Regions from separate parts of the Homo sapiens genome. Here regions 2, 3, 4, 5, 6 and 7 are each linked to region 1. Evidence: chromatin loops called from intact Hi-C (ENCODE). Cell type or tissue: heart left ventricle. All regions are shown on one strand.

Evidence for each region. Hi-C counts contacts between places; a loop is a spot of excess contacts. Peaks named below come from ENCODE experiments on the same cell type or tissue, not always from the same donor. Only the 100,000 strongest peaks of a DNase experiment are listed, where the experiment ranks them.
Region 2: a loop joins it to region 1, with 2.4 times the contacts of the local background. A loop is called at or near these places in 7 of 110 quality-filtered maps.
Region 3: it touches region 1 in a loop (3-fold over the local background); 15 of 110 quality-filtered maps call a loop at or near these places.
Region 4: a loop joins it to region 1, with 2.8 times the contacts of the local background. A loop is called at or near these places in 27 of 110 quality-filtered maps.
Region 5: it touches region 1 in a loop (4-fold over the local background); 8 of 110 quality-filtered maps call a loop at or near these places.
Region 6: a loop joins it to region 1, with 2.8 times the contacts of the local background. A loop is called at or near these places in 14 of 110 quality-filtered maps.
Region 7: it touches region 1 in a loop (5-fold over the local background); 46 of 110 quality-filtered maps call a loop at or near these places.

The regions. Positions count from the first base shown.
Region 1 is chr3:40,582,354-40,586,353 of GRCh38, forward strand. No RefSeq gene overlaps it. Among named protein-coding and RNA genes, the nearest start is that of ZNF621, 59 kb to the left of the region's middle. RefSeq lists an enhancer at 1,605-2,105. In heart left ventricle, a CTCF peak has its summit at 2,371 (motif pointing right); a DNase peak (open chromatin) is centred at 2,378; H3K4me3 peaks cover 361 bases; H3K27ac peaks cover 326 bases.
Region 2 is chr3:40,876,276-40,880,275 of GRCh38, forward strand. All of the region lies in intron 2 of LOC105377043 (a long non-coding RNA gene), which reads left to right. LOC124906230 (a long non-coding RNA gene) reads left to right here. Exons shown (of 3, transcript XR_007095887.1): 3 at 1-48. Among named protein-coding and RNA genes, the nearest start is that of CTNNB1, 320 kb to the right of the region's middle. In heart left ventricle, no CTCF peak of the experiment used is centred here; DNase peaks (open chromatin) are centred at 1,536, 1,766 and 2,026; H3K27ac peaks cover 2,590 bases.
Region 3 is chr3:40,778,837-40,782,836 of GRCh38, forward strand. The region is part of intron 2 of LOC105377043 (a long non-coding RNA gene); the gene reads left to right. Among named protein-coding and RNA genes, the nearest start is that of ZNF621, 260 kb to the left of the region's middle. In heart left ventricle, a CTCF peak has its summit at 1,838; DNase peaks (open chromatin) are centred at 1,875 and 2,375; H3K4me3 peaks cover 1,092 bases; H3K27ac peaks cover 2,814 bases.
Region 4 is chr3:40,969,778-40,973,777 of GRCh38, forward strand. No RefSeq gene overlaps it. Among named protein-coding and RNA genes, the nearest start is that of CTNNB1, 230 kb to the right of the region's middle. RefSeq lists an enhancer at 1,335-2,534 and a silencer at 1,827-1,876. In heart left ventricle, no CTCF peak of the experiment used is centred here; a DNase peak (open chromatin) is centred at 2,184; H3K27ac peaks cover 2,831 bases.
Region 5 is chr3:41,572,697-41,576,696 of GRCh38, forward strand. The region is part of intron 31 of ULK4 (unc-51 like kinase 4); the gene reads right to left. Among named protein-coding and RNA genes, the nearest start is that of CTNNB1, 380 kb to the left of the region's middle. In heart left ventricle, a CTCF peak has its summit at 2,442; no DNase peak of the experiment used is centred here.
Region 6 is chr3:40,717,980-40,721,979 of GRCh38, forward strand. LOC124909370 (a long non-coding RNA gene) reads right to left here and starts at 3,022. Exons shown (of 2, transcript XR_007095888.1): 1 at 2,773-3,022. It also overlaps a transcript of LOC105377043 not described here. In heart left ventricle, a CTCF peak has its summit at 2,110; no DNase peak of the experiment used is centred here.
Region 7 is chr3:40,325,884-40,329,883 of GRCh38, forward strand. No RefSeq gene overlaps it. Among named protein-coding and RNA genes, the nearest start is that of EIF1B, 18 kb to the left of the region's middle. In heart left ventricle, a CTCF peak has its summit at 1,911 (motif pointing right); no DNase peak of the experiment used is centred here.

The sequences.
Region 1 (4,000 bases):
GAGAATAGTAGGGGGCTGTGCAAAGGGGGAGGGGCAGGAGGTATGTTTTATAAATGTATCAAGCTATAGCACCAGCACTGAATGAAAAGAAGGAAGCCAGCTAGACAGAAAGAGCATTGGTTGTTAAGGTCCCCTTTGGTCCTAAGATCTGGGATTCAAAGACTGGATCTTATTCATTTGTTTTCATTGAGGTGTAAATGACTGACACATTGTTCTGCTGTCCTTATGGTTTACTCAAGAATGATAGACAAACTTCTCTGAGCCAGATTCTCCAGGCAGCTGTTCCAGGGGAAAACAAAAGCAACTGCAGCTCTGTGAGGAGCCCTCCTGTAGCTCCCAGCTACATACAGGAATAACCTCTGCCAACCCTTCCAGGAGGAGGAAGCTCTAGTGGGTCAGACAAGCCAGGGTGGACCTGGATCCATAGCTCAGTGACACCTCCTTGGGCCTGTCACCCCACCCCGGGCCCCATCGGCACCTCTGGCCAAATCACACTGGAATGATACAGTTGGCTCCTTTCCTTGGCCACCCAGGGGAGGGAGTGGGGCCAGAAGGGAACTTCTCCTCCCAGAACAAACCCAAAGGCAAGTATTTAGACCTGTAGACAGGTCTCAAGTCCCAGTTTCCAATGCAGCAAGTTTGGGTCCCTGAAGACAGGGGTGGTCATGTGCAGATGAAAAGCAATCAGGGAATCAGCCAAATCTTTGCTGAGCGTGTTACAGCTGACTCTATGTGGGAAGACAGGACAGTGGTGAACAACTGCCTGGGGAAGTAAACGTCATAGGAATACACAGGTGGGGGTGAGGTGGGAGCTCAGAGCAGGGGCATGCAGGAGAGGGAGGACGTTGCAAGAGTTGTCTGACAAGTCCGAGTCAGCCACATGAAGAAGGGGTAGAAGATTTTCCAGGCAAGGGAGCAGCTTGTGCAAAATCACAGAGGTGGGGCTGGGCACGGTGGCTCACGCCTGTAATCTCAGAACTTTGGGAGGCCGAGGCGGGTGGATCACCTCAGGTCAGGAGTTCAAGACCAGCCTGACTAATATGGTGAAACCCCGTTTCTACTAAAAATACAAAAATTACCTGGGCATGGTGGCACATGCCTATAATCCCAGCTACTTGGGAGACTGAGGCAGGAGAATCTCTTGAACCTGGGAGGCAGAGGTTGCAGTGAGCTGAGGTTGCGCCACTGCACTCCAGCCTGGGTGACAGAATGAGATTCTGTCTTAAAAACAAAAAACAAAAAACAAAAAAAACTCCAGAGGTGGAAGACAGCAAAGCAGCTTTGCCTTGCTTGAGAGGTAAGTGGGCCACTTAGGAGGGTTCAGAAAAGGAAGGAAAACCCAAAGGTACACTACAGAGTCTTAAACTAACAACGCTGGCAGAAAACCAAACGCCCTCAGGAGTGTCTGGTCGTTCCTGTGACAGCCAGGACTAGGCAGGCCAGAGGGCCCAGATGAGCGCTGGCCTTGCCTGTAGCAGCAAGGCTGGAGGTCCTTCACACTAGATTAAACACAGATCACTTGGAAGGCCCTTGCATGCCCAGCCCCCTCTGAAGGTCACTGATCCTGAGTGTCTGGCACTGAGTTGTAGCTGCGGCCAAATGGGAAGTGCCTGGTCAGAGGTTATGTTGGCATGGTGTTTACAGAGTCAGTCCCTGTGTGCGGAGACACAACCCAAAGCGGCCAGGGCTGGTGGAGAAATGCAGGGCCATCAGGAGATTCCAGAGGCCATAGTGTGATCAGGATGTTTCTCGCTCTACAAATTTTCCTGAGCCCTGGCTCAGGGCCTGGTACTCTGCAGGGGCCTGGGATCAAGAAGCCTCTCCTAACTGCCCAGCAGGGGTAAAGACCCCTGATCCAGGACCACACCCAGCTTGAGGGATGGGAAGATACCTCCTGCCGCCCTACTCCTAGCTTGGCCCTATGGGCCGGGTGTCTTCTGGGCTGGTATGGTCCAGTTTGGGTACTGGAGCTGCAGTTCTATCATTCCATCTTCCCTGAGGAGAGGATCTTGGTGTTGATGGCCAACCGCACATAGGGCCATGGAAGGAGCACCAGTGTCCAATACCAAAACTGGATAAGCCAGTTGCATCCAATGGGTAAATCTCTTAACTTCTCAATTTTTCACCTGTGAAAGGGATTGACGTCTCTACCTTGCAGGGTTAATGGTTGAACGGGACAATGTGTAACGCTGAGGCCCAGGCCCAGCTCAGTCTTCCAGCTATAGCCTGGCACCTTGTAGAGGAGCATTCTCCTGCCACCCTGAGCTGGATGGACAGAAAAAGTCTCCACTGATGAGCAGAGGCCTGGCTGAGCCATTGGCCCCCGGACTTGGCTTGCTTTCTGGCCAGCCTGAGGCTCATGGCCTGCAGGGGGCAGCAGCGGGACGCACCGCCTAGGCCAGGTCTCCTGGCCCGGCTGCTTGGCTCTCTCTGCAGAGTCTGGGATGGAAAGTTCTCCTTTGCGCAGTGAATGCAGCTTGGGTCGATTTGTTTTTAAATGGGTAATGTTTGCAGTTCTTTTATACAAGCCCTTCACATCTGGCATTCAAAGAAGATAATCAGTCTAGACTATCAGACCCGATAGCAGCTTGTATGAAATTTGGGCCCGACTTTGCAGTAAAAGTGCCTCCCTGCTCCACGCCGGCGCTCCCTCCCTCTCCCTCCTTCTCTTCTTGTGACCTTTTATCTCAGCGGGAGCCCTGACTAGAAAGAGGGTTCTGGAAATGTGGTGTGTTTCTCATTAAGTTTCTGCAGCATAAAAGTCACGTGATGCAAAGCTTTTTTTTTCCCCTGTCTCCTGTCTTTCCCCTACGTAACTACAGTAACTCCTGCTGCTTAGGTTCCATTTAATTTGAGATGATTGAAGGCCGAAATCTTGTTGATACGAAGATTAAAAAAAGTCTGTTTCTAGGGTGCTGGTGGTATGTTTGGTTCATTTTTCCTTGGCAGTATGTTTTCCTTGGTGGTATGTTTGGTTCATGTTTCCTTGGTCAAACAATTCCCAATAAAATCGGTCCTCTGCTAGGGACCAAACAGCCCCTTTTCTTTTCTCTTTGCACATCTGTAAATTTCTTTCTTTAAAACTTGAGGCTCTGACTTGGGAGATTTTCATGCTGGGTGGCCAGACTTCTGAGAGGGCCCAAAGGAACCTTGTGGGGCTGTGAGGAGTCTCAAAGCACTAGGAGGGCCACTGCCGTGAACAGCTGCTCTCTTCCCTGCATCTGTTGAGAGACTCTCATCTGAGCCCGGTGGTCTGTGGCAACAAATGGAGACAGAGAGCAAGAGAGAGCGAGAGGTAACGAGAGAGAGAGAGAGCACCATAGGTTCTGACAACTGCTCGAGTCTCCTTTATCTTCTCCTGGGACCAGAGGCTGCAAGCCCTACACTACCTCTCTCAGTATAAAGCCACAGGTTAAAGTTTGTGCAGCTGATGTCTCAAAATAGGCCCCCAGCTTCATGCCTAAAGCACAGTTTCATGAGAGCATGAATTGAGTCACACTTGTGCAAGTGAGCGTTACAGTCACATTGTTGGTGCAGACCAAAGGTCCCTCCCTACCCACTGCTCTACAATGCTCAGCCACTGGCCTCCTCTTCCCTTGGGCCCCTCAGCATGGTCTTCAGCAGCTGGGGGAGGGGCCAGCCTTGCATCTTCCTTTGAAGAACAATGGGGTCCTGGAGTTCAGGGGTCAGTATCATCACTGCCTCATAGTCTTTGAGGGGCAGACTTGCCCATTGGGAGGCAGATCCTCAGGTGATGGCTGTCTCAATACCTGGCTTTTTGCTGACTTTTGTCCTTCCCTTCCCCTCCTGCAGCATCATTTCACCCTCTATTACCAACATTCACAGAAGCCTTTACGATTCAGCCCCACCCGCTTAAGCTTTAGTTCTGAACAACAGAAGAGAAACGAGGAGAAGAGGTATCCATTTCTAGTCTGACTGCCATGAACTCCCTGGGAGACCCTGGGGAGTCCCATCCACCATCTGCGCTTGTCCTTGTCTT
Region 2 (4,000 bases), 290 kb after region 1:
TGCAGACACAGTGACCAGGCCTTGGTTGTATGATGCCTCCAGCTCGTTTCTAAGTTAGGACCTTCGCTTTTGCTCTTCCCTTTACCTGTAGGCTCTTTCTCCCGCTCCTCATGGGGCTGCCTCTTTCTCTTCATTCAGGCCTCAGCCTCAGTGCTACTTCTTTAGTGATGTCTGCCTGCGTTACCCAGTCTGAATGAGTTTTTTTTAACTTCCTATTCTACACATTTATATAGAAATAGAAGTGGCTTAGAATCCCAGGCCTTCCTCCCTGCACTGATCCCATGTCCTGGGTCTCCATTACTCTTCAGGTTAGGTATGAGAAAACTGGGAGGCAACAAGACAATATGTGTGACCTAGACTTCATGGAATTAAGTAAACATCAAACATTAGCAAAGCCACAATTTGTGGTCAGAGAAAAATTGCTAGAACCAGAGGGACATTCAATAGTGGAAGACCTAAAGTGACCACAGGGGCAAGGGCCTTGAGTGATCAGAATCCTGTTGGCAACTGACAGCCTGGATGATATTCCTTGTCCTGCTTGTCATCAGGGAGGCTCAAGCCCCTCCGCCCTGCCGCCACCTCTGCAGGGCTGAACACAGGCACTTTGTATAGGGAAACTTCAAAGACATTTTTCAAAAAGCAAAACCAGAGTGCACTTATATCTCAGAAAAAATGAGCTCCACTTGAATTTCCAACATTTCACAGATTTATGCAATCACACTTAGGTACCAAAATAACAGAGCAACAGAAATAGAGTTACTGAACTGTAATCAAGACAGAAAGTCTCCATATTTTAAATACTGGACATTGAACAACTTCTGTATTTAGCAACCCAGCTCAGACACAAGAAAATGATCAATCCAATGTGAGTTTGTTTATACTGATTTGGGAAAAGCCCCTTCATGGACTGTTGAAGGAAGTAAGATAAAGATGGAACCAGGGCAATGTGAGGAGATTCCAGAGCAGACATTTATCCTCAGCCTCTTCTGTCGAAAAGATGCAACCATTCCTTAAGAAGGAGGGATGGGGAGTAACCACTAGACCCATAGGGGTTAAGCCTACATATATTTTGTAATTTGCTCACATGTATTTATGCATCTTAATGTGGGCATAATTATGAATTTAATACATGCACTTAAATAGAATTTTCTGAAGACATTGCTTTAGTGACTCTTAAATACTGGTTCCAACAGTAGGAAGTTCAAGTGCAATGGAAGGGCAGTAAAGGGAGACACTTTGGAAGTGGGCAGTATCTTGCACTGTTATTGATACCATCTCAAGGAAGCAGCCTTCTAAACTGCTGCTGGATAGGGCCAATTCTGCTCGGAATACTGTATAGTATATTGCAAATGGGATTAGTCTGCTGAAAAGCTAACCCTATGTTCCAGGAAATTTGACTTTCCATCACAAATGATGCTAAGATCAGGCCCCATGCCAGAGGGAGAATGGCCTGAGTGCCAGGCATTCACCCGAAGGGCAAGGTCTCTGGAGGCTGCTGCACATTCTACAGGGCGGAGTCAGAGCCCTTGCTTGGAAAGGGGACTCCTGAGCCCTGGCCTTGGGTGTGCCCCACCCCACCCCCATTCAGCTTGCACCTTCCCTCCCCCATCTCCTAGTCCCAAGGCCAGGCATCTAGAAAAGCTCTCTCCTTGTTTTATCTGGCAGAACTTTGGGACAATAATTGGACTGAGTTCAACTGGCCAGGAAACCAAAGCCCAACAGAAAAATGCCTCATGAGTCCTGCCAACCTCCTGCTCCTTGCCAGGCCCAGTGCCGGACAAACAGCCCTGCTAGCGTTTGGGTTTGCGAGAGGAAGTACATTCCGTATGTGGAAGCTACATAATGGAAGTTATGTACTTTTCGGGAACTGTATAAGCAAGCACAACTGCTGCTCCCATTATGTGGCTCATGAAAGAGTTTTCACCTCCTGGGCTGGAAGGGAGTTGGTCTGTCTGCAACAAAGGCGTTTGCCTCTGTGGCTTTCTGAAAAAGAATGTGTGCGCTTGTCAAAACAGAACTTTCCTGCGTACTTGGAAGAGTGGGCCTGTCTGCCTGCCAGAAAGGAGCAAGGCTCAGTTTGGTTAAAAAGGGAAAAAAATTCCACTAAGCAGCCCCATTAGCCACTGCTCAGAGCAGCCTTCTTCTCTCACAAAGACATTTGTTCACTGTTGCAAAGCCGGCTTCCCTAGCAATTTCCCACTACTGCAGTTTGACTCGGCTGGAAGGTGGAGAGCTGGCATTAGGGATGAGTGTTTTCCCATCATGGAAAGGTTAAACAAAACTTTTCTCTGTGGTGGTCCAGAGCCCCAGGGCTCAGAGAAATATGAATACTGTGTTGGTAAATGCTCTCACTATGTTTTTCCGATCATTTTTTTTTTCTCCAAAGTAGGCTGCTGTTATTCCTCTAATGGTAGTGGAAAAACAGATGCAAAGATAACCTGACCTGGAGCGAGGCTTTGAAAACCCACTTGAGTTTTAATCAGCTGATTGTGGCAATGTGGCCCTCCTCCAGAAATTTGCTCTTGGTTGACCCCTGCCTATGCAGCCATAATAGCATGTTCAACCAAAGCAAAGCCCAGGGTTCAAATCAAGTATGACTCTATGAGTAAAGTAAATCACACCAATTTTTTCTACAAAGATGTTCTAACTTCAGTGTGACTGGCAAACATTCACTTCCAGGACCTGATAGTTCCATTTCCTTAGTGGCTCCAGGTTCCCAAGGGAATCTTCATGAAATTCAAAATTGGACCTAGAAGAGGCCATCCCATCCTCCTCTGTGAATGGATCATGTTTTCTCAAGACAGGTCTCCACAATAGAACAATTGAGACTACATGTCTATTTTAAGCCCTTGATTGTGAGAATTGCATCCATTTAATTTGAGTAGTTGGGTTAACTTTCCCTAGCCAATGACAATTACCTCCCTGGCTCCTGGGTAGAAAGGAAGAAAGAAGGCAAGCAGAACCTGGGGCTAATCTCACAATGACCTTGTTCTCTGTAGTTGCTTTGAGATGCCACAGCCCTCAAGCAACTGCCTAAATTTCACCAATGAAAGTCCTGGTAGCATGGAGGGCATTTCAGATTGAATTCCTAAAACTATCATTGGGGGCTCCAGGACAATAATTAATATTATTGCAGCTGAGAATTATTCTTTAATCAATTTATGCAAACTTGCTTAGATGCACGTGGGAGTTTCTGTTAAATAATACATGCAAACTTACAAATGGTTTATCAGTATCAGTAACTCAGACCTGTGAAAGTGATTGCTTTGCTTTGTAAAAACATGCCTGATTCCTCGGAGGTCTGAGGACTAGCATGGAACACAGTACCTGGCCAATACCATGGACTATTTTATCCCAGGCAAAACTTCATCTGTACTTGAGAGGTTAAAAATCAACAACTGGGTATAATGATAATTAGGGACAATAAATGGAACTTCAGGAATAACCTCCTGTGTTGTACCTGCTGATCTCCAAGAGGTGTCAGCTGCTTGGAGTACCCTGTGGTTCATGACAGTTTTGGGATAAAACATAAAGTCAATAGTAAGAAGCTACAAGTGGGGCCAGATTGTAATTCAAGAAAAGTATGTTAAATTTAAGAAAAACAACAGCATGCATTTAGTAAGTATGCATTTAACGTGAGCTAAGAAGATGCTGTGAGTATTAGGTGTCTCCTCAAATTAGCAAGAACACAACATTCCCTAAGCAGTGTTCTTTCCAGAAATAATTAAGCCTGGATTTAATCATACATCTAGATCTAACTACCAGTTTACAGGAAATTCAAGAGATAGAGGAACACGCTAACCAACATTATAAGGAAGAAAGAAGCCAAAACCAGAATATGAGGAATTCTATGGGACAGAGAACCTGACTCCTTCAATACAGGCATACCTCAGAGATGCTGTGGGGTCAGTTCCACACCCTTGCAATAAAGCAAATATTGCAATAAAGCCAGCCACACAAAATTTTTTGTTTCCAAGGGTATACAAAAGTTATGTTTCCA
Region 3 (4,000 bases), 200 kb after region 1:
TTTAATTTTCATATAATCTGAAAAGGTATATACTTTTGTTAGGCCCATCTTGCCAATGAGAAAATGAGGCTTGGGGAGAACTATGAGTCCCAAATCCCACCTGTGTCAGTGCCTTATTGCTTTGGTTCTTTAGACCAGAGGGTTTGCTATTGTGGCTCAAAGGCTCTGGATGTTGTGGCAGTGTAACTCTGAGAAACCTGTTATGAGGCTCTGATGTTATTTGTATTTTTGAAGGCACTGACTAGCTCTGAATCAGAAAGGAAATAGGCAACAAAAAGGATTTCCCTGTTGTAGACAGAGCACGTCAGCTGTATTTGAAACACCGAGACACCCTGAGAGGAGGAACCACCTTTGCCTCATCCCCCTCATTGCTTGAGCTCCCTGAGATCCCATGGCCCTCTTCAGGCCAGACGGTTTTTGACAATCCCAAATAGGGCTTTATGTCACTCAGTGGGTCAGCGTAAGACTGTCACTATCCTTAGCGTCAGGCAAAGAGCTAGAAGGTAGGAGGTGATTTCCTCCCATGTCAATTCTCTTATCCAAGCTTTGAAAGGTGAAGTTTATATTTTACTCTATCCCGAATTCAGACACTGACAACCAGATCTCTCCACCATTGAAGATATTTCCCAAATGCATGGATGTGACTTCTATCTCAGCAATCCCTTCAAGACCTAGAAGTCCACAAGTCCTCTATAGGCCCTCCCATCCTATCTCCTTGTTGTTTCTGCCCATTCAACCAGGGAGAGGTACAGGGTATCATTAAAGACTCTTAGGCCTGGCTGCTTGAGGTGTGGTCCATAGATCGGTGGAGTCAGCACTCCTTGTTAGGCCTCCAGAATCTCAGGCTGAATCAGAACTTATGTTTTTAACAAGATCCCAGGTGGTTCACATATATATTAGAGTTTGAGAAGGACTGCTAAGCCAGTGGTTCTCAAACTTGGCTGCATGCTGGAACCATCTGGGGAGTTTTTTAAAAATACCAGTGCCTGGTCCTACCCCCTGGAGATTCTTATTTTCTTGGTTTGGAGGTTGCTTGGGTAAAGAAGTATTGAAAGGTCCCCAGTGATCCTGGTGTGCCGCTGGGGTTGAGAACCACTGGCTTAGAGAATTGGATAACACCTACTTTAGCTACACTGATGAAATCTAGACGAGCGACCCCCTTGCGGGCGTCCTATCACTTAGAGTGCCGAGGGTGACTACCCTCCAGGACTCTGATTCCAGAGTCAGCCCTGCCTCCTCTCTCCCTGGCAAGGAGGAGCAGGGACCTCTCTATTCTGCAACAAAGGGGGCTTCTTTGGCTTGTTTCATGGGAAGATGGGAGGTGAGGGAGCAGTAGTTTCCAGCTGAAGTGCTTTCATCGCCCTGTGGCCAGGTAACCACAGTCTCTGTCGAAAAAGAAGGCATTACTGGCCAGTGCATCTGAAGGTCAAAAGTACTTGAACATCTTTCCTGAAGGACGGAAAAGCAGTGAAAGGAGTCAGACTTGGCTGCTGCCTGGCCTTGCTTTTATGGGAAAAACAGAAGTTATGGGATGGGAGGAGCGTGAAGAGTGGGTGTTGCCGGCCCTCCTGGCATCACAGCTTGTGAACCATAGCAGTGATGGGCAGTCGCTGTCTTCACTGGCCCTGCCAGGTCCGGAGATCCCTGCAGGGGCACTAAGAATTCACCCACTGCAGAGGCCCCACCTCGAGGCAGTTTCCTGTGTGCAGTTATTTTGGGAACAGGAACTGGATGTTTGGGAGGAAGAAGGGTAGCCAAGGGCCTGGAGGCAGGCGGTGGAGAGGTGAGGCCCAGCAGCTCAGCAACACTGAAAGGGCCCCAATGTCCAGACACCCAGGCAGCTTCCACTTGCCTCCACTCCCAGCACAAAGGCGCAGTCACGTGGCCGCTGGGGCTGCGACTTGAAAGAGCTCCCATTGTCCACGCTGCCTCAGGTTTCAGGGAACCAGACGCTGGGAGGACGGACTTTTTTTTCTTTTTTCTTTTCTTTTTTTTTTTTTAAAGTAACGGGGGCGAAGGCCAACAGCATTTTCGACTCCGGAAGTGGGGTCTACACATGCACACACGCCAAACAGACTTCTCCAAGTTTGTTTTTCTAACACATTGGAAACCACACAGTTCAGGAGAAAATTCATCTCACATGCTGTAGCCTGCTTTCCCGGAACGTGTCCAGAGACTGCTGTGTCAACACTGCCAAACTCAGCAAGCCACTCTCCCAACGGAATGGTGTGATTTGCCAAGGAAAAAACTGAACCCAGAGCCTGGGAGGAGGGAGCCGGGGGCCGGCGGCTAGAGGGGATTGCGCATAGTTCAAAGGGAGGGTGGGCTTCCAATTGGACAAGGCACTTCCCCGATTACACAGCTGTCACTGACCCCTCCAAAGGCCACCGCTGCATCCCCTTGGGCTCCCTGTTCCCAGACAGGGCTGCATTTGTGTGCTCAGCTGCTGACTGTCCTACTCTTAAAGCACTCAGGGTGGGAGTGTGCGGAGGGAGGAATGAGGATGTTTCTCAGCCTTTCTAAGTTCTGCCCCGAGGCAGCTTGGCGGAAGAGGAAAGGGCTTTGGCATCACCGTGACCGGATATTAATGTAGCTCATAGGTCCTAGCTGCATTTGCCTAAAACAAGGATGAGCTCTTCCTCTTTGCAGAGATATTACAAATAGAAAAGATGCTAAGGATGGCGAAGGTGTTTACTACAGGGCAGGGACATAATAGGCGCCCACTGAATATCCGTTTCCTCCCACCGGTTTGTCCCTGGAGGTTGAGTGTGTGGTTCTATCTCTCTTGCTTGGTTTTTAGGAGATAGAGGACAGCTCACCCATAAAGGGAATGTCTTGGATATGGAATTTCACAGTTAAAGCAGCCCCCAGACACCAAGTACAGCGACGAAACTCCTTTTCTTTCTCCCCATGGAATATAAGCCCCAGTTCTACTGGGTGGCAAGAAACATCATCCAGTTTATGTAATGACTCCAGTCATTAATAGGGTTAACTTAGGATCTGCAATTTGCAATTTGGTCACAGTCTAGCCCAAAATGACTGTGGGATTTCTTGCCTCTCCCCGTGCTTTTGTCCTAACTTAGTCTCTGAGGAGCAGGTGGTGAATGGAGGTCTTCGTGACTGGATGTGTGGGAGGGAGCAGCCACCTTGACCTCTTCTACTTTGGGTGCCTGCATGCAGCGTGGTAACCAGCTTCTCCATGCAGGTGGACTGGACGTGGGCAGCCTGCTGAGGAGTGTTGCTCATGTAATTCACACTCTGGGTGTGGCAAGTGGGTGGTCTGGTTTCCAAAAAGTTCCCTTAGAATCAAATCAGTCATGCTTCCTTTCCTCTACCCATCCCAACCAGCATATAAGCTGCACCCTTTTTTGGTGTTTGTCTCCCTGAATTACCTCACTCATCTGGCAACTTTCAAGAGCATGCTGACTCTTTCTGCTGGCTATGTGGGACCTGCAGAGTCTCCTCCACACCACTTGGGGGCTGAAGACAGCCTGATGCCCGTCTCCTGTACCTCTCCTGTACCAGCTCTCTAACACTCTGCTGGCTCCAATGAGGTAGTTCCATGAGATTGCCACTGTCAGAAACCTCTGGAAGAGAAGCAAAGGCCTTCCTCTTCTCTCTCAGCTGTCCTCAGCCCTCATGAGGAACCCTCTCCCACTTCTTGCTCCTTCCTTTGATGATGATGATAATGATGATGATGATGATGATGATGGTGATGATGACAACCTCTGTGTGTGTACGATGGAATATATCGCTCCTCATTCTTGATCTTTAAACTCTTCTCTCCTCAGGCAGAGGGAAAACCTGTCTCTTGCTACCTCTTTGCATCAGGTCTGTCTAGTCTCAAACTCAGAGCTGTGTTCTTTAGCAACTTTAGTGTTAGGAGTCTCTGCTCTCAGTGCTGGGGGGATGTCTGCAGAAATGGATGATCTTGATTTTAGTTTCTATTTGGTGGAGAGTCCCAACAAGAAGCCACCAGGGATCATGAAGGGGCACATTT
Region 4 (4,000 bases), 390 kb after region 1:
GGAGAGCCTCTCCATACTCCTAGCCAATCAGGCTGCCTTGCTTTCCTCTCCTTCCTTGCTTTAGGTGTTTCCTATCGCTTTCCTGTTGCATTCCAGTGTTCCCTCTTAGATGATCTATTCTAAGTGTGATTATCCACTCACTGTTTCAGTTCTTTGCAGAGGAAGCAAGTACCAGATGCCTCTAGTCAGCCATCTTGAAGCCTTGTGTCTATTAACTTTTATTTTCATTTTCAAACTATAAAATTCCTGTTATTTTCTTAATTCAACATGCTTTTATGAATGTAACAATATAAGCGTTTTAGTTCATATAGAGCCTCATTGTCCCAATCTTTTCTTAACCATTAGCCCTTCTAGCGATGTGGGTTTTTTTTTTTTTTAATGTAACCATTATGACTAGGGAAAAGAATATTACCCAGTAGTTTTCCCCTAAGTTAAACAAGAATTCCTTCTCACCCACTAAATTGAGTCACCCTGCTAAGGCCCCCATGAGCCCCTTTTCACTTTCTGTATTACTAAGCCCTTTGCCCAGCCTGACTAGATGGCAGCTATTTCCTGTGGGTCAGAGGGTTTTTAAGGCCTTTTTTGGAATTCTCCTTTCCTCTGGCTCAGGTATAAATGGTAATACCAAAAGGTAGTAGGTGGTATTTTAAGGAGACTGCTAGTGGACCTTCAAATGCTTTTCATTTCAAAACTTTAATTTTAATAATATTGCTCTCTTAGTTTGGGCTCCCTTAAAATCACAGCCTGAGACTAGACACAAGGACTTGGTGCAGGTGGTTTATTTGGGAGGAGATCCCAAAAAGCAGAGGTGAAAGAAAAGGGAGAGAGTGAGACAGGGAAGAATGAAAAGCCACTGAGTGTGCATCATTAAGGTTGCTGCTTTGGGCAACAGGGGCTCAATTCTTCTGTGACCTTTGGCAAGTGTGCAGAATGCCTTCTAGAATGTTCCCTCCAAAAGAGGAGTGGCTAGACTTGCTTACTGGCTCTCATTCTTCACTGGTTAGAGATGGCTCCTAGGGCGTTACCTCTCCATACTTGCAGGTTGTACTTGCTTGGGGGCTGACTGGGCTCCCAGTTTCAGAGATGGCTTTGAGGCAAAAAAACAGGGAAGCATTTTTCATGTTTCAAGAGGGCATTGTCATGGGAACCCACATTGCACTCTCTACCAGATCTGTGACAAAATCATAGGTGTGCTGAGGGGATTTGTTACAGGGTGCCAAAAGCATCAGCTACGAGCATATTGTCCCTTCTGAATAGACTGTTCCCCATTGTCCCTGTGGGGACACTTCCCCACCAATGGATCACCTGGTCATTGCTGTCCAGTCCACATGACATTGATGGGGAAGGTCACTGCTATTAGCCTCCCTTGACCGATGTCAGGGCTGTAAGGATCACTCTCCTCCATCTTCCTTCCAATCTAGCCCCTTGTCCATATCCTCCCTCTGTGGAGCTCACCTGTGTCTGGAAGGAGTTGTGCAACCTCAAGTGGCCTCAGTGAAAGCTGCAGTTGAAGAGAGCAATTCAGTTGACCACAAAGGAATGTGACAGAGAATCATCCAACGCTGCCTAGAACATCTCTCCTGCTCACCTCACCTGGCATGCTCACATGCAGCCATGTGGTCAGGGCAATACCGAGGCTGAGTTCAGTGCCACCCTGTGCTGCCCCTTGCCGGTGAACTTGTCACACTTGTTTACACATGTTTGCAGGCCTCTTTCTTATGGGCATCAGCAGCTTGTTGAGGACCATTCTATGTCTTCATTTTGTGCTCAGAACCTAATGTAGTGCCTGGACACAAAGGGTTCTCAGCAAACACTTGTGGATACAAAGGAGGGAGGGAGGGAGGGAAGAGGGAAGTCGGTTGCTAGGAGATAAAATGATTTGCTTATAGCACAGTTGCCAAAAATAAGTCACAAGTGGGGACTTCCCAGAACTAACCGTTCAGTGCAATACTTAGCTGAAATCTATTGCAAAATGCAGTACTTACTTAGGCACTTACTTTTGTCTTTATTGTTTTTTAAGAAAGAGATGCTCCAAAGGTCAGTGACTCAGACCACTAGGTGACTTGGCTGTGGTTTCCTATGAGTCAAGCCTACCAGACAGCAGAGGACAGAGGTGAACAGGAAACTGGGCCAGAGAAAAACCAGAGAAACAGAGAGTCAACACAGACGTCAAGGAGGCTTCCGCCCAGCTCTCTCAGGCCAAAGGGGCAGACAAACCCGTGAACTCCCAGATATTCATGTCCAAGTGAATGCAGCTGTACGAACTTCAGCTTGAAAACTTCTCTCAAATAGCAGGTGGGGAGAACAGGTAGTAAATGCCTGGGGTTGTGGCCGCTTCCTTCCCCAGCAGAGCTCTGCCCCAATGAGAACACAGGAAGGGTAGATAAGAGAGCAAAGTGGGCAGTTTTTCTTATTTATTTGTTTGGGTAAAGGAAAAACAAAACAAGATGTGAACACGCATATCTTCACAAACTGTAAAATTTATCTCTGTCCTCTATTCCCTGCATCCTTCTCCCTACTCTAACATCTTAACAATCCTAATATTTGCCTATTGTTACACAAAATGTACGCCAGTAGATATCAACATACCAATTAAAAAAAAACGAAAAAAATACTTTGCTGTTTTTCCTTGAAAGCACAATGACATGAGGCATCTTTGGAGAGAAGAAGCTGCCACAATCCGATGCCTCCTCGTACCTGCTACTAGCTGTGTAGGCTTGTCTGATCTAGCCCCCTGGATGTGAACAAACTAGAGCAACAGGGAGAAGCAGAGATGCAAAAGAGTTAATCATACAAATTGCTGAGTGTGCACAGGAAAAACATACTACATTTGTAATTGTGTTTACAGTGTACAAAGCACTCTCCCATATTCCTCATAATCTAACAACAATCCTGAAATCATCACTATTTACGATGCAGAAACTGAAGGAACAATAAATGGCATGTCCTATGCCATACAGCTAATACCAGGCAGATCTTGGCATTGAACTAGAGCTGTCTGAGCCTAGACCAAATATTGTTTCCAGGATTCTGCAGCAAACTCTACCAACTAGGTACCTACAGCCTCCCCTAACCTGCCTTCGGTCTCCTGAGCAGAAGTGTTTATACCTCAGTCCCAGCATGCAATAACCGTAACAGGTAATAAGCACCTTGGAGAAACACCAACTGCATCCAAAAGAGAGCCTGGTTCTGATAATTCTGTTTCACTAACTTCTAGAAGACAGAGAATGAACAGCTTAGGTGAACATTTAGATGAAATTAGAAAAAAAAATGTTAAGGGAGTTGAGTATTTGTTAAAGGTCCTTGAACATGCAATTCTAAAAGAAAAGGAAGCTCAGAGAAAGACACTGGGATCTTCCAGAACTGGGAAGAGCCTAGGACCTGAGATACAAAGATCTAGAACCAGGGAAAGCAGAAAACTTCACCTACAAAGTTCCATGTGCTGCACTGGGCCCTCAGCCCACACACATGCCTAATTCTACATCTTGGCTCTCCAGTCTTCTTCACAGACAGCGCTTGGTGCCTGGGGCCTTTCCAAGAAGAAAGGTGTTATAGTGTAAGGCTCTGGTGCCAGTCATGTTGGACTGGCCTTGCTAACACAAGACTGTTGTAGAGAAGAAGAGGAGGTCTGGTGTGCCCCAGGGACCACCCCTTGGCATAGGCCACTGTAGACGCAGCATGAACATGCTGGGGTCAGCAGGGCAGCCAGGGCTCTATTAAAATTCTAGGCCAGTTGGCACAAAAAAGAGAATAAGAATAGGGTGTCAGTTGGAGCCCTACACACTGAGCTGGCCTGTGGTTTTAAATATCGTGCAAATGCTGACAAGTCTCGAAGGTATATTTTCAGCCCAGACCTCACTTCCTAGCTCTAGACTCACTAGATGATATCACACATTTGGATATATCATATTATCTCAAACTTAATTTGTTTAAAATGAAACCTATAACCCATTCCTCTCACCGAGCATCCACCAGTTGCTCAGGTGAGAATCTGGAATTT
Region 5 (4,000 bases), 990 kb after region 1:
CGGAGCTTGCAATGGGCCGAGATCGCGCCACTGCACTCCAGCCTGGGCGACAGAGCAAGATTCCATCTCAAAAAAAAAAAAAAAAAGATATATAACCCAAGAAGCATGATATGGGTATTAGACAATTACAGGAAACGAAAGAATGAGCATATTGCCCAAAATAAAAATACGTACTAGGGCCACTATTAATAGCCACATTATTCAGACACTTGTGTTCGCACTGGCTGATGGGGAAAAGAGGAAACGACTCACAGAAGATGGCATCATTGAGAGCCCACAAAAGGCAATCCCACTACACTTTAAGATTATGACGAAAATATTTAACTCCTTCATCCATAACCCATAAGCCCAGCTGACCTAATTTATGTGCCTAACACCACAGTGCATGGACATTTAATAAACACTTGATGGCTCTAATAAAACACAGCACTTGCCAGTAGAGATCATTAGAATTAAAGCAGCAAAATTCTAGTGTTTGACAACATAGATGAAACAACTTCATTAAAATGTACAGTTTCAGCAAATGAAAGGCAGGAGAGCACTGGACCCTGAAGAATCAGCCTTCTCAAAACTAATTGCTTCAGTGCTTAAAGAGGACAGCTTTGAAATACCAAGGGCACAGCAAGGAAACACTCGTGAAAAATGACCAGCCTTTCCAAAGCAGTTTCACCGTAGACAGGGCATTCTATTTTACTGTGATATTTGACAAGGTAAATGCCACTGAAAGACTTCAGATGTCTGGATTAAAAGTTTGGTAAGGATCTAAATAGTCAAGGTAGAAAATACCTTTAACAACTAAAAGTAACAGTGAACCATGGTCACTCTCTTTTGCCTTTGGTTCAGGCCAGAATTTAACAATGAATTAACAGCTAATTAAAAGACCACAACTAATCATAGGGATGAGAAACCACAGAGAGAATAAAGAGCAAAGCACACACACGTGTTGGGCACGCAGCATCTACAATTTCTTAAAAATACATAGCACATCCTATTCAACACACGCTTAAACTACATTTCAGAAAACAAATTTACTGTTGCTCTAGAGAATGGTAGTCTACCATGCACTCCATGTACAATGGCGCCAAAGTGCTGCTCCAGGATGTAGTGGTGCATCCAGTCACTTTCTGTCACAAACATTCTCCTACCTGGCTAGATTCCTAGAGCTCTGAGACCCAAGCTCAGAAAAGTCTTCAGAGTATTCAAGTGAAATAAATATGTTTGAGGGGAAGAGGACACATTTCCATATTACTGATGATTTTTCACAAGGCTGTGTCACAGGCAGCTTAACCCAGCCTGACCAACATGGTGAAATCCCATCTCTACTAATAACACAAAATTAGCCAGGAGCGGTGGCGCATGCCTATAATCCCAGCTACTTGGGAGGCTGAGGCAGAATTGCTTGACCTCAAAAGGCAGAGGTTGCCGTGAGCCGAGATTGAGCCATTGCACTGCAGCCTGGGCAACAAGAGCGAAACTCCGTCTCAAAAAAACAAACAAACAAACAAACAAAAACTCAATGGAATCTAAATTGAGTTCATCTCCCTTTGCCTTCACACTTTCCTTTCTGTTTCCTCTTTCAATTGGAGGTCCCACAGCTTGCCCAGCCACCAGCCACAAACCTTAGAATCATCGGGACTACTGCCTCCCTATTGTTCCCTCATCTAGTCAGCCACAAAGTACCCTCGAATCTCCCTTGAGCCCCTCTTGCATCTATCCTCTGCTCTCCATTCCCACTTACCTAACATCAGGCAATTGGCATCCTTAGCAGGGACCACAGTCTCCTAATGGGTGTCTCTACTTCCAGCTTCACCTCCACTACTGCTACCAGAGTCCTCTTTTTTTTTTTTTTTTTTTTTTTTTTTTGAGACAGAGTCTTGCTCTGCCACCCAGGCTGCAGTGCAGTGGCAAGATCTCAGCTCAATGCAAGCTCCGCCTCCCGGGTTCATGCCATTCTCCTGCCTCAGCCTCCCAAGTAGCTGGGACTACAGTTGCCTGCCCACCATGCCTGGCTAATTTTTTGTATTATTTTCTAGTAGAGATGGGGTTTCACCGTGTTAGCCAGGATGGTCTCAATCTCCTGATCTCGTAATCCACCTGCCTTGGCCTCCCAAAGTGCTGGGATTACAGGCGTGAGCCACTGCGCCAGGCCCCAGACTCCTCTTTCTAAAGTGGTAGAGACTCTGTCTCCAGCTGTGGGGCTTAAATCTGGAAGGCTGTAGGCCAACACAGGAAACACTGGTTCACGTAGGCCCAAGGTCATGGCTACCACAGCCCAGTTTCTGTCCACAGCCCTGGTTGGATTTAAACCCCTGAAAGGAGGGGAAGCCACAAAAATCATCAGACAGCAGATGCAGGGGTGTTGTTACTCCAGTGCTTTCAATCCGGCATTATGATGTGGGAAACATTCTCATGGCTTTTTGTACCAAATACTGACCCCTAAGGGTGAGAAACAGGGAAGGGAACAAGTTGAATTAAACTGAAAGGGCACAGGCTAATTTAAAATTAATTCAATCATTTACCTCATAAATATGTATATGGATTTCCTAGGAAGAAAGACCAGGATTTAGGGGTCCACAGGGGGAATGTTTGGAGTAGGATGAAGGTGCTGGGGTAACTGCCCCTGGGCATTTGCTCTGTTAGTTGTGCAGCAGGTAAACAGCCCCTCTGCCAACGTGGTCGGGGCTTCTAGGGGTTGAGCAGGCTCTGACAGGGGCTGAGGAGGCAGAGGGAGAACATTGAAGCATGTTTTTCTCCCCTCGGTAGCCAAAAATGTATGGTGCTCTCACCCCAGGAGTCTGGAGGTATAGATTTAAGCCCCTTCTTTTATATGGGGCATCATCATTTGAAGGCTTCCTCCACCTTTCTGATCAAAGACATGAGAGAAGGCAACTTAAAATTATTTTTAAATTTGACTGACAGATACAGTAGAGGCCCTCTAGCAGTAGCAAATACAAGTTATGATTAGTGATACATTCCAGCTGGCACAGAAGGGAGTATTTGGATCATATGGTACCATTTGCCAATCAGTATGCTGAGCTTGTCTTTAGAATTCCAGCCCTCATTCAACACCAATGGCAATGCGCTGCGAATGCCCTTCTGGCAGGTTAATTGTGTCACTTGGCTTTCCTAGCCCTGCCCTTTCATGTTATTTAGGCTTTAGCAGGAAGCTTCCATCCATCCTCTTGGCTCTCAATGTGGCCCTATGCCTCGAGGCAGAAGCAGTGGGCCAGAGCCAAAGCTGCTCAGACAGGAGGACCCTGGCAGTGGAGCCAAAGGGAAGCTGCCAGGAGCAGCTCCCTGGGGATGGACTGTGCCCCTTTTATGTATCTGCCTGTAGTGTTGAAAGAGAGGCCAATCTGCCACACAACACACTATCTGAGCTAATGACCAGCCCAAAGTAGGGAGGACAAATGAAAAAATAGAACACATCCAGACACACAACTCCTTCAGCCTTCTCCTCACATCCCTGCCACTGTCGAAAAGTAAAAATAGCAATAAAAATAGCAATAACAAAGTCCTAGCAAACTAATGTCACTCTTAAAAATTCAGGCCAGATGTTGTTTCCTGAAGCTGGTGTCTGTGGGGAAGGTTGCCTTGGGTTGAATAGTATTTTCCTCACTTTCCTGTGCCTGCCTGCATCACTGTGGCCACCAAGTGTAGAGAAACTATTGGTTAATCCCATCCCTCACCCAATGCTGAGTGCCTTGAGGGCACGACTGAGACTTTTAATAGTGTCCCCTGTGCCTATGTGCAGTCCCTGGTACACAGTGGTCTCTGAAAAATTAATGAAAAAACAATCCTGCTCTAAGTTGCTTGGGTAAATACAGCTGCAGAAGGCATAGACGGTGTGAGAGCCTCCTTCTAGAAATCAACTAGTCAGTGACTAGAAACTGCCTTCAGTTAAGCAATTGATAAACATTTATTGAGCACCTAAAATTTGCTATGTAATGGTGTGAAGAACTACAAAAGGATAAAAAAGGCCTTTCCCAAAATGCTTTCA
Region 6 (4,000 bases), 140 kb after region 1:
ACCTTGAGGTTGAGGGGAGAAGTTTAACATTATTGGGGATGAGCATGGAAGTGAATCATGCTAGCCACCATGGTTCAGTGATGGCCTAGAAGAGAATCAATGAGAGCTGCACAATTTGGAATGTTTTCAGCCTGACATACTTACTGGTGTATGTGATAGAGATTAGTGTACATTGACAGAGAGACAGAGACAAAAAAAGGGGTGGGGAGGAGATGGGGAGGGCAAAGGGGAGAGGGAGAAACAGGGTGGGGAGAGAGGGAGAAAGACTCATTTTATCTTTTAAGTAAAGCGTAATTATGGATCAATATTCCATACTGAACCTGCTGGTACTGGTTTCTGGTTTGCAGCAATAGCTGCCATGTACTGAGATTGCTTCCTTGGAGGAATGCAGGAAGCTGCCTCACACCATGCCAGGTTGACTGGGCTTGTTCCTGGGCACCCTCTTGCTAGGCCACATGTGCTAAGTCATTACTCACAAAAGGGCTGGACTGAGAGAACATAGGCAGACTTTTTTTTTTGGTATACATTATATCACAGAACCTTGGACAACTGGACCCTGTCCTTAATTAGATCTTCAACACATCCACCCATATGCTAGTGCTTTGAGGACAAGCTTCTACCTATAAGCAATGGATTCATTAAGCTAAGAAAAGATAGAAAGTGAGGTCTGGGAGAGCCTGTTTTTTGGAAAGTCTCTGCTTTCATGTCAGCTATGTGGGAATCCAGCTCTGAGACACAGCACTGAAAGCCAGAGAAGCAGAGGAAAGCTTGCGCTTACTGGCCCTAACCTCTCCCCTAGCCTAGAATCCTCCCTGCCACATCTCTGAGGGTTGGTAGCCAGCTTCTCTTTAATCTATTTGAGGGACAGGGAGCTTACAGCAAAACTAAGCCTTTTTTTTCTTAAATAAGAGAGCCTCTCTTGGTGCAACTTGGCCTACTTCCTCATTTTACAAACCTGTCAGTTTCATAATTGAAAAATGACATCTCATCATTGTTTTGTTTTCTGTATCTTTGATACAGAAAAGTTGAATGTATTTTTTCATATGCTTATATTGGTCATTTATATTCATCCTTCTGTGATTTAACACTACATTTCCTTTGCTCATGTTTTTCCTATTGGTGTGATGTTTTCAAGATTAATTTAAAAGAGTTTAACATGACTTAAATTATAACCTTTGTTTGTTACATTTATTTTCATATTTCTTTCCTGGTTTATAATTTTCCTTTTGTTATTGTTTTGTTATGTGTGAGAGAAAAAGAGAGCTGGTTAAGGTCCTTGGTGTCTATACAGACCCTGCCTCCAACAAGGGATAGATAAACAATAAAATATGTTACAAAACTTAGAGTAGATATTTTAAATTTTATGTAGTTAAACCTTTCTACATGAGATCTTTTGTTATATTTATTCACAGAAACTCCTTCTCATCCTGAAATAACTTAAATATCATTTTTTAACATTTAGATGTTTATGTCCTTTTAAAAATATTTAGTGTATATTTCACACATCTTAATTTTTATTTATTGTGAAGTCTAGATTAGATATAACTTTTTATCGCCTTCAAAAACAGCCATTTTCCTCAACACCATTTGTTCAGTAAACCATCTCCTCCCCTTAGTTTGTGATACATATGTTAGAGTAGGTAGCGAAGCAGACATGAGCAGGGCAGGAGAGGGCCTCCCCACTATCCAAAGAATGTCAGGCAACCGTCAGGTGATGGTCAGGTAGTTGTTAAACTAGCTCTCTAAAATAATAATTGGCCACAGCTGGCGCCAGGGAACGGCGGTCTCCCAATAGATAGAAAACACCTGAAACTGGTGATAAGCAGCTTCCCAGTAAGATTTCAGGAGCTGGGCAAGTGGGCTCAAGCATGCGCACTAAGAGGCAAAATGGCGGAGTTTAACTGGTGTATGACCTTCTTCTGGAAACGCTAAGCTGGTAAGGGAAAAAAACACCTCAAATGGGCATGCACTCAACTTTAGTAAACATACTGCACATGCGGCTCATCCCAAGTGCTGTCAGGCCACTGTGCATGTGGCCAGCCCACCCCCAGGGAAGAATCAGGGGAGAAGAAACGCAAACCCTGGAATCATGCCAATGATTCCCCAAATCGAGGGCTAGATGGAGCTCTTGGATCTCTCAGGTCAACCACTTGGCTCTCTTCCAAATGTACCTGACTTTCTTTCATTCCTGCTCTAAAACTTTTAATACACTTTCAGTCCTACTCTAAAACTTGCCTCAGTCTCTCACTCTGCCTTATGCCCCTCAGACAAATTCTCTGGAGGCAAGAATTGACTTGGTGCGCACCTGTATGAATCCACCCCTCTTAACATATATGATAGGCAAAATTCCCAAAGTCACTAAGGCCCGGTTTTCTGAAACAGCTTTAATCGTTATGCATTTCTTTCTGGTGTTGAATGGAAATCTGTCACCTTTTACCTTTTACTTCTTGAAGCTTCTGCTCCTGTGGCTCCAAAATATGAGGACCCTCATGACATTATTCTGTGAATGTGTGTAGGGGGCTCTGTGGACAGATGTGTCGCCAACAAGGCACCTTACTACAGATTGCACTTTGCTCTGTTTTCTTTAGTGAGAGGACGTTATCTTCTATGTCACATGTCACAGTTTCTAGCTTCATTAGAAACCACTTTGATGCCCCTGGGGGTAGCTTTCCCCAAAGGCTATGTGTAGGGAAAGTAGCCTCAGTTGTTAAGGGAGAAGCATGTTTTCAAGATGTATTACATTTTAAAGGTCTGAAAATAAGGCAGCCTTACCTATGGGCAGCCAGAGAGGTGGCGGAGATGGAGAAGTGGAGACAGTGGTTCGCAGTCTGCATGAGGGCCTGGAACCAGACCTGCCTGGGCACTAATGGGGCCAGCTTGTGGCCTGTTTCCACCCTGGGGAAGAGACTGGAGGTGTGCGTGTGGACTAAAAGAGAGTTACTACCTTGGTGCCCAAGCTTGCAAGCCTCTATACTTGCATAGGGATCATCCCTGTGGATGAGCACCCATGGGATAGTGTGGGTCTAAGCTCTAACAGCCATAGTCTGTTGCAGTGAGAAACAGTGGTTGCCATGGGATACCCAGACTCCAGTTCCCTCTCTGCAGCATCAGGGAAGGCTGACTGTTTTGTGACTGGGATTCCCGTTTGCATCAGGGAAGGCTGACTCCTTTGTAACTGAGTAACCCCCCTGGGAATCCAGTGTGGGCATCTGCGAAGCCTCAAGGGGAATATACTGAATTAAATGTTAATAATGTTTGTGTCTACTTAAGTAATTAATCAGAAAAAGTAAAGATTTGACATGCATTTGTGGAGCAGTTCAAACCAGTTAAACCTATCAAAACGGGTCAAATCAGATCAAACAGTTTAAACCACACAGCTATGGTTATTCCTCTCAAATCTTGTGGTCTCCAGACTCAATATTCTGATTTGTGTTATAATAAAGTCATTCTTAAAATGGCTTAACTTTCAGCACTGTTATCACCTTATCTAATTCATCTCCAGTTTGCCAATATTGCCATTAAACCACAGCATCTAGAATTTACCAGACAATCCAGTGAAGCCAGCAGATTGGTAACCACTCTTTGTCTGTATGCAGTATGGGTTAGATGTTTTCTATTTGTCTCTTCAGATCCACTTTCCACACTTCTCTACCCTAGCCTGGGCCTGGGTGGCTGGCTTGTGTGGACTGAATGGGCTGCATCAAGGGACTTCCTTGCTCTCTGGCTTCTGGTTGGGTTTGGCCGAGGGGCATCAGTAGAGACAGGAGGAGAGTGAGGTCCCGGTGCTTACTGCCCTGGCTTTCTTTTGCTTTGTCCCTCTACCCAAGGCCACAGCTCTTTTAGGCAGGTGTCTCTGATAACTCTTCTCTCCTGGTTTCCTTCCTTGGTCCTTGAGACATAGGGATGATAACAGCTTCCACTCTTATACCATATTTTGTGTTTTTCTTAGTTTTTCCTGCACTTTTATAAATAGTTCTCATTAAATGCTCCCTAATTACTC
Region 7 (4,000 bases), 260 kb before region 1:
GGAATCATGGCACTTGAAGGAACCACACACTGAACCAAGAACTTTTGATTAAGCAGCTCATTCCAATTAAAATAGTATTTGCAGCACCACAGTTGGCCTCAGGTTTTAACCTGAAGCCCCTAAAAGTAGGTTAGCCCAGTAACAGTGGATAAAAGCCTATTTAGAGAGACATTTCCAAAGCATGCCAGAGAGAGACCTGAGTTAGAGGCCACTTGGCCTTAAGGTCCTTGGATATTTTCCCCAGGTGGTCAGGGCCATGTTAGTACCTGTGTCCGAGGACCGAAATTGCCTCCATGGATTCCAGAGTTGCAACACACATCCTTGTTCAATTTAGAGAGGGAGAGAAAAAAATAAAACATCATTCAGAATTGCCTTTTTGACACAGGCAGTGTTGGTGTCATGAGGACTTTTTGCTAAAAGGCCTAGATTCTGTCCTGGCTCTGCTGTCAGCTCCTGTGACCAGGAGACGCTCTAAGCCCTGACTGCCCAGTCAAAATCCTGGTGCTGTTGATTTCTAGCTGTGCCATATTAGAAATCAAAAAGCCTCAGTTTGTTGATTTCTAACAAACTGAGAGATACCTCCATTTCCATATATATAAAGTGGAGATATATCTCCCAAGCCTCTGTTTCCATACCTATAAAGTGGAGATGATGATGATAGCCTCAGGGACTCATTGTGGGGATTTTATTGCATAGTGCTTTGCACATAATATGCATTTAACAAATGTTAGCTTTTCATTATTACATATCAAGGGAGAAAACATTGGTCATGCTATCTTTATGGAAATCAAAGAGGAAAGGATATGAAAATGTGAAAGGGTGAGATCTAATGTGGAATTTCAATCGTCTTTTTACAAGCAGAGCTGTGGAACCCTGGGACTAACCCTTTGTAGTTATAGCTCCATTTTTTTTTTTTTGGCAACTTTTCTCTTTTTTTTTTTCTTGATCAGTGTTGCCAGAGGCTTATCAGTTTTTATTCTTTCATCTTTTCAAAAAACCAACCTCTAGCTTTAGTGATTCTTCCTATTACATGCTTATTTTCTGTTTTATTAGTTTCTTCCCTTATGAGTTTTCTTCCTCCTACTTTCTTTGCATATTCTTTTTGTAACTTCTCAATTTAGTTGCTTAGCCCATTAACTTTTAACTTCTTTTCGAATGTAAGCACGTAAGGATGTAAATTTCCCTTGCGCAGCCTGCAGATTTTGATATTTAGTATTTTTGTTAACATTCACGTGCAAACATTTTCTTTTCTTTCTTTCTTTCTTTTTTTTTAGACGGAGTCCCGCTCTGTCGCTCAGGCTGGAGTGCAGTGGAGCGATCTCAGCTCACTGCAAGCTCCGCCTGCCGGGTTCACGCCATTTTCCTGCCTCTGCTTCCCGAGTAGCTGGGACTACAGGCGCCCGCCACCACGCCCGGCTAATTTTTTGTATTTTTAGTAGAGACAGGGTTTCACCGTGTTAGCCAGGACGGTCTCGATCTCCTGACCTCATGATCCGCCCGCCTCGGCCTCCCAAAGTGCTGGGATTACAGGCGTGAGCCACCGCGTCCGGCCTACATACAACCATTTTCTAATGCCTGTTTAATAAGGTGTCCTCCACTCCTTGGGGAGCTCTGTGGTCTATCGCCCTGCTCAAAGCCTTCAGAAATACGCAGTGCTGTTGGCATCCTCCTCAACCTTGTTCGTTTTCACTACTTGTGGCAAAACTAATTCAAATATTACATGTGGATATAATTAGGTGTTAACTGATTTCCTTGAAGACAGCATTAACTTTCCACTTTCTCATTATCTTGGGTGTTTCTATGCCTCACAGTGTGGCAGGGATATTTTTACTCTGCTTTAGTTAACCGCAAATCCACAGGTGTGTTTTGTACTTTCACTAGTTGAAAACTGGTAGATGCAGTACTCACACATGGCCAAGAGATGGTGCTATTGACCCATTTAGGTCCAGCCTTTATGTTTTGTATGCTGTAGTCATCTAATTTGCTTGCTTGTCTTTGAGTTTGTTTCAGAGAAAAGGTCCAACATCAGAAGAGTTGAGAGGTTATATGATACTGGCTAAACTCTTAGATCCTCTAGGCACTCAAGAAAAAAACATAACAAATAAAAACTCTGGTTTTAAAGATGCAGAGAAATGTCTGGCAATGCACCCTCAGGGGACCTCTCATTCCAGAAGTCTAGAAACCTCCCAGAAGGAAGAAGCACTTGCTTTCCTGTGTCCCTATGTTTGCGAAAGCTACTCAGCCATTCCCTGGAGAGGTTTCTCTTGGTGCAGTCTCTCAGCTGACGTTTTGGATCACAAATGAGCAGTCCGCACATAACTCAATTTCAAGAGTTAAAAATCTTAGCCTTTAGTTGGGAACAATTTTCCAACAAACAGGATGTGGAAGTGATGTTATCTGAGGGAAGACATGGTGCCTCTGAGCTGTTAGACCTTTCCAAACTACACATATGCCTGGCCTGTGTTCACAAGTATACACACACACACACACACACCCGCCCCCCCCCCACACACACACTCATTCCCCTTCTCTCTCTCAAGTGACCTGATCTCCAATCCCTCTGCAGCCTCCTGAGGGCTTCTTATTCTTTAATATGAATGAGAGTCACCAGGCAAGTTTATTAAAATGCAGATTCCAACTCAGGAGGCCTGGAGTGGCCCAAGGCTCTGCATTTTTAACAAGCTCCCAGGGGATACCGGCCATCTGGGTTTGCAGGCCACATTCTGAGGAGTAGAGGTTCGTGGCAGTGCAGAGTGGCATAATGACAGGCATCAATGTGGTTGATTCAGAGATGCCCCAGTGTTACCGGATCAAACCCAGGGTCGGGCTGCTTATTCTCAAGGCCCAGTAATGAGATGCAGATGAACTGGGAGAGAAGAGAATTTATTTCTGTAACCGGGTAGGCAGACCAACTTAAAATTACAAAGCTTTCCATTGTTTATATACCTTCTAAGCTATATGTCTATGTGTAAGTGCATTCATCTAAAGACATAAGTGGTTAACTTCTCCTAATATAACTAAGGTCTGAGTTTTGAAGACCTTTCTCTGGAGCCTCAGTAAATTTACTTAATCTAGATGGCTCCAGGTGCCGGAGTGATTACCCTTATCTCGTCTCCTGCTAAATCATGGAGGTTTGAGGAGTTCCTTTAGACCATCCTCCCCACCCCCCTGCCCAGTAAAACTTGTTTGTGGAGGTCTGGGGAGTTTCTTCAGACCCCCAATAAAACTTGTTTAATCCTACATGGGTCCTGTTAAGAATTCCTTCGTTATCGTGTCAGGCTTCAAGGCCCAGGAAAGGCCTAGGCAAAACTCTTGGTGGGCTTTGTTACATTCCAGCCTTTGCATAAGGAGACTGGCTCTATTAGCTTTTAATATTTAACCTAACCACTCAGTCAGTGCCGCAACAGTTGTCATGGAGGCTTGCCTGTTCAGCTGTTAGTGAGACCTGGCCTGCCATGCCAGGACTCAGAATCAGAAGCCCTGGATTCAGATTCGGGCTCTACCACTTTCCAGCTTTATGGCCTGATCAAGCCAAAGCCAGCCAGTCTCTCACAGCCTCAGTTTTCTCAGCAGCAACTTAAGGATAATTGTGCCTCGGATCAGAATGACTATTCTCGGCACAAAATGAGATGATGTGTATGGCATCAAATTCAATGCCTTGCCATAGAAAGTGCTTGGTTATGCTTTTTAGGAAATGTGAGACTTACGCATAAAATGGCAATGTGAATACTGGAGTTGAACACCTGGAGCTACTTCTAGTGCCTCATGGAAATGACCTATGGAATCATTTTCTAAACTTCCTTGATCATTAAAATTACCAGGACACTGTGAAAAACACAAACTCTTAAGACCTGTCATCTCCCAGATCCTGAACTCGAATCTCTGTGGAGGAGAGGGGCTTACATTTCTAACAAGTGCTCAGAAGGATTCGTGAGATCAGGCATGTTTGAAACACTAGCCTACAGAATATAAAAATATGGAAAAACCTGCCTTCATTCTG